Linked DNA regions of Mus musculus: region 1 is linked to region 2. Evidence: chromatin contacts called from ENCODE Hi-C or POLR2A ChIA-PET data. All regions are on one chromosome and are shown on one strand. Each heading gives the region's core, a stretch centred on a gene start or an enhancer-like site at or near the end of the contact. The rest is flanking DNA. Distances are from core to core; before and after follow the strand shown. Region 1 holds the start of Fam3a (family with sequence similarity 3, member A). Region 2 holds the start of Lage3 (L antigen family, member 3).

What was found. A loop is a pair of places that touch in the nucleus more often than their neighbours do. ChIA-PET counts read pairs that join two places held with the same protein, here RNA polymerase II (POLR2A).
Region 1: a loop to region 2 is called in a map of left cerebral cortex, with 8 times the contacts of the local background. The contact joins the promoter of Fam3a here to the promoter of Lage3 in region 2. A Hi-C loop is called at or near these places in 4 of 37 maps with a recorded cell type or tissue (heart, left cerebral cortex and regulatory T cell). POLR2A ChIA-PET finds 5 or more read pairs at or near these places in 4 of 5 experiments (Patski and embryonic stem cell).

Annotation. Positions count from the first base shown.
Region 1 is chrX:74,391,826-74,394,525 of GRCm38, forward strand. It overlaps Fam3a (family with sequence similarity 3, member A), which reads right to left and starts at 1,449. Exons shown (of 9, transcript NM_025473.4): 1 at 850-1,449. The coding sequence starts at 862. It also overlaps a transcript of Ikbkg not described here.
Region 2 is chrX:74,352,168-74,354,867 of GRCm38, forward strand. It overlaps Lage3 (L antigen family, member 3), which reads right to left and starts at 1,451. Exons shown (of 3, transcript NM_025410.2): 1 at 1,158-1,451; 2 at 707-835; 3 at 1-331. The coding sequence starts at 1,360. The coding sequence ends at 217.

The DNA of each region.
Region 1 (2,700 bases), core at 199-2,698, 40 kb after region 2:
CCCAACTCTCTCCCAAAATTCTTCCAATCTAGTCGTGCTCCCATAACACCAACTAAATAACCTTCCAAACAAGACCACCTATGACTTTTATGATGTCACATTTCTGATTGTCTGACTGCTCTTTCTTGACACTTCACTACTAGATTCCAGGACAGTACTGTCTCCTGACCCCATTCTCTGGGACTCCCTTTGTTGGTTAGATTGTGTTCCATTACTCTCTCCTCAAAAGGTGTTCTTTTCCAGGCTGCCTTCTCCCATCTTCATACTGTATGGGAGATTTCACCATGCAGCAATGACACCTTACACCTCCAGCCCAGATCTGTCTTGAACTCATATCCTCCCAGCCAGTTCCTTAATGTCCAATTTGGACTTATCCACAAAGCTGCTACTTTACCAGTTTTCAAATTCTACTCTCACCCCAAACAGTCCCTCCAAGGCACATTCATGTTTGTAGTCCAGCTGACAGCAGAGCTACCACTTAGATCATACCCAACCTCAAAGGCACCTAAGTCAGTTCTCTTCTGGCTACATCTCTCTATCTCTACTATCCACTCCTCTCCATCCATTCAATCTCTGGAGATTTTATATATATATATATATATATATATCCTTAACTTATATATATTGATTATATATATTATCAACATCTATCTATATCTATCTCTCTATATAAAATCAATCCTTATAGTTTGGGAAGCTGAAGTCCTCAGAGGTGAATTTGCTCATAAAATGAGTGCTTGTGCACAGTCATCCATTAATAAATAAACAAACCAGTGACCACCCAGGCCTCTCCTAACACAGGCACTAGGACACCTGGCCTCTCTTCAGTTCGCTGTGGAAGCCACCCACCTGCCAACCTCATGTCCACTTCTCCAGCTGGGTTGAGATCTCCCGCAGGTGCACTGTTTGGGAACTGTGGGTTCTGGGGGGAATGAAACAGGAGAGAGTAGGTTTGGGGGTGGGGGCAGTGGCAAGTCTGTGCTGGGAGCGATCGGTGTTATGACTTGTTCCTCCAAACACCAGTCCAGGCTCAGTTCCTCGTGAGTGCTGGGAGAAGTCCTGCCTGGCCAGGAGAGCCTTAGGAATCCGTTGCGCCTCACAGTCTGGCTAACAGACTCCAGGACTGGAGCGTAGCAATGATTCTTCTCCACCCGGATCCCTCCGGTGCTAGGCCCGGGGCTCAGGTCGATCCGCTCGAGGCTGGTGGCAGAGATTGGGCGGGCCAAGGATGTTGTCTGGGTGTAGGGAGAAGCAGACCGGATCAGGGAGTTACCCAGTTGTCTCGCTCTGCCGGCTAGGTGAAGCAAGTGAGTCACGTAGAAAAGCTTATCAGGCACGACAATGGCCGCCCGCAGAAGGCCACAGCCCACAGGCGTCGCTCCGCCATAGGCCCATAGGCTGTGCTGTAGGTCCGCAGGTCCTCACGGAGGCTCCACCTCCAGACCGGCCTCCTCCCTCTCCTCCAGAGGCTGGGTGGGAGGTGCCGAGTGTGGCTGTGCACTCCTCTTGTGCTAAAGCTGAGCCGCCTAGCTTCCTACAGTGTCACTGCTTCAAGATGAAATCTCCTTCTAGACTTTGAGGTACTATACACTTTACAGTTCATGTTTGCTTAACTCTATGTAACCCAGGCTGTTCTCAAACTTGGAGCGATTCACCTGCTTCAGGCTCTCAAATGTTGGAATTACGGGCATAAAACACCAGAGCCCCCATTCCCACTTCCTCCACACGTCCTCTTAGGTGAGCGATCTATTTCTATATTTGATGAGCTGAAGCTCCGATTGTGACTTGATATCAGAGCTTTCATGGCTCATAAGAGGATGGATGCGGGGACACAGATAATGACTTAAGGTTGATATGTGTTCTTTAAGAGCATGGACGGTTCAGAAGCACATGCGGAGGTAAACCTGAGCCTTTGGTTGCTTTCTTTCTGCTTAGTGTTCTTTCGTGAGAGCGTTCTGTTTTATGTATCAATCAGTGAAGGGATGTTTGGAACATTGCTCCTGACCCTCATGTTTGAGCCTTTTCCCCTGACCGCCTACAGTGCCAGGGCAGCTGGGCCAGTCCTTTTAAGCTGGATCTATCTGTGTCTCAGGCAGCTGCATTCCTGTCCTTTGACCCAATGGTCTTACTTACAGGAACTCCACCCCACTTCCATAATGCTCCAAAATACAGAAAAGTTTACAGAAGCACTGTTTTGGTTAGATGATAGCGTTTTCAATTTGGTTACACTTGTAATCTCAGCACTTGGAAAGTGGAGACGGGAGAGGAGGATAAAGGGTTTAAAGCATCCTCGGCCACTTAGCAACTTTGAGGTCAGCCTTAGCTGCATGAAACCTGTCTCAGGGAATCTGATGTCTTATTCTGACCATCTCAGGCGCCAGGCATGCATGTGGTACACGTACCACATGTGGTACATGTAGGGAAACCACTTATATAAAAAAAATAAAATTTCAAAAATTGTAGGAAGCTGGAGAGATGACTCAGTGGTTAAGGGCACATACTGTTCTTGCAGGATACCCGGGCTGGATTCCTTACACTCACATAAGGCAGCTCACAACCGCTTCAGGGGATCTGGCACCTCTCTGATCTCTTCCTCCTCTTCCTCCTCCTCCTCCTCCACACACACACACAAATAATAATTAATTTTTAAAATAAAACATTAAGTAAAGATAAAATAGTAACAGCAACAACAACAAAATG
Region 2 (2,700 bases), core at 201-2,700:
AAATGCAGATTAGCAACATAGCTTTATTTTCTTCAGCAACAAACATTGAAGCACCAGACCAAATGGCTCCTAAGTGCCTGAGGACCAAATCAGGAAAAAAATATTAGGCCCCCACATTTATGTAGTAGTTACTATTTCTAGAATCTTTTCCCTAGGGAAAATTGTATTGCTTAGGAGGAGACGGAGATAAGGTCAGACATGGGTCCCCAGCCAGGCTTAACAGGAAACTGGGGGCCCAAAGAGCTGTATGGTGTTCACCACTAGGGAAAGCTGGTCAAGAAAGTTGATGATGGAAAGTCGGAGGAGGCGAGAATCTTCCGCGATCCAGCGTCTAAGAGTGAGGAAAAGAACATCAAATTCAAACTGGTAGTTTCTACCCTTATTTCTTTCCTTTTATTTATTTTTTTTTTTTTGGAAATAGATAGAAAATCTCTCACTATGTAGCCATGGTTGGCTTAGGGATTGCTATGTGGATCTGGCTGGCCTGGAACTCACAGTAATCAGACCATCTGCCTTTCTCTTGGCTCCTACCCTTTCTTCATCTGTCAGGCATCCACTGTACTGCAGGTAGAGACTAGACTGGTCCAGTGCATCATGCCTTTCCTTAAAAATCACTCTAGTGTGATGATGTCTCTGAGGAAGTGCAGCCTAGGGTGGAGGATGGCCCAGACACCTACCCAGCATCCTAGACTCTTTCAACACTTACACCTCCAGCATGCAGCCGCTCACTTTAAGCTCCTTCCCTACCAGTCCTCGATGTGGTTCGACATCTGGAACTAGGGACCCACAGGCGATTTCTGCCTCCAAAGAGGTCGGGAAAGGCACGAAGAGGGAGCTGGTAGAGACTCAGGAAAGGCACCATCTTGAATCAACTTTGCCTCCTTACCCCTCTAAAATCATCGCATCTGGTCTAAGCTCCCCAGGCTATATCTTCCACATTGCTTGGGCCATTCCTGCTCATTTCCCTCCACCCTGCTGCCCCTCCTCTGTTGTCAAGGAACTTTTCATGCCCAGGCCATACCCCAATCAGCGGGTCCCTCTGCTTCCCTCCTCCCTGCTTTTTTTTCTTTTCTTTTCTTTCTTTTTTTACCCTCCTCCAGACTACCCGCTTCCCTGTTTCAAGCATCCCGCAGATATGTCCATGTCCGGTAGGATACAATCTGTGATGTCGGGTTCCAGGCCTTTGGGTTAAAGGCACCATGCTTTTGCTGGAATTTCGGGAGGCTTCCAGTGCTCTTGCAACAGGGTGAGCTCCACTGGGAATAACTGCCTTTGTGCCTGCATTACCAGGACAACAGCGGCTAGTCTGACCATCGGCGCCATCTGCAGTGTGGCTTAAACCTGTGTGTGCTGTCTGCATGTCTGCTGCTGTTCCTCCTTTCAACCCACCTTCGCGTTACCAGCCCGCCGCCTCTGCCATTGCTGCGGCCCAGAACCCGCCTTATCCTCCGGAAGCTCCGCCCCTCGCACAGGCTGCCATTCCACACGCGCCTGCGCGAACGGGGAAGGTGGTGGGGCCGGGGAGGGGCGAGGGGCGGGGGGGGGGGAGGGAGGCGGGGCGGGGAGGAGCGGTGGGGGGGGGGGGTGGGGGTGGGCAGGAGGACTCTCCAGGGATTTATAGGTTGATCTGGTCAGCTTCTGCCTCCAAAGTGCATCACCATGCCAAGTTGTCCCTACAGTTTCCTAAAAGGGACCTAAGGTGATATTTTCTAAAAAACAAAACCACAACAAAAACCAAAACACTATCAAACCAAAAAACTGTCAAGTGGCCTGGTGTGGTGATGCCTGAAGAAATCTTAGCATTTAGGACCATGGTTCTCAATCTGTGGGTTGACCCAAGTTGGGGTCACATATCAGATATCCTGCATATCAGATATTTACATTACAACTCATAACAGTAACAAAATTACAGTTATGAGGTAGCAATGAAAATAATTTTATGGTTGGGGTCACCATAACATGAGGAACATATTAAAGGGTTGCAGCATTAGGAAGGTTGAGAACCACTGATTTAGGAGGTGGGAATAGTTCTTTGCTTAAGTTGGAGGTCAGCCTGATCTACATAACCACTTCTAGGCTATCCAGACTTACATATTTATATCATCTCAAAAGCAGTCACAAAACAGAAAACCCCATCAACAAACAAATGAAGTGAAATGAGATTTTGAGTATCAGCAAGCAAGAGGTTTCTTTATTTTTCCAGATAAGTTCTCTTAGCCAGGGTTACATGCCTTTAATCCCGACACTTTGGAGGCAGAGCAGGTGGCTGTGAAGTTGAAGTCAACCTGGTCTTCATAGTGAGTTCTAGGACAGCTATATAGTGAGGCCCTGTTGAGGGTGGTGGTAGAGGGATCGGGAAAGGAAGGAGAGAGGGGGGACAGAGAGGACAGAGAGGAGAAAGAGGAGAGAGAGACTCTATGTAGGTCTGGCTGTCCTGGAAGTTGTTCTGTAGACCAGGCTGGCCTCAAACTCAGAGATCTTCCTGCCTTTGTCTTCTGAGTGCCAGGATTAAAACACAACCCTCACCCCAGCTAAATGTATTTATTTTTATTGTATGTGTTTGAGTGTTTTCCCTGTTTGTATATAAGTGCACCTACTGTGTGCAGGTCCTGGTATCTATGTGAATCCTGTAACTGGAGTTGTGGGTGGTTATAAACTGTCATGTGGGTGCTGGGAACTGAATCCAGGTCCTTTGCAAGA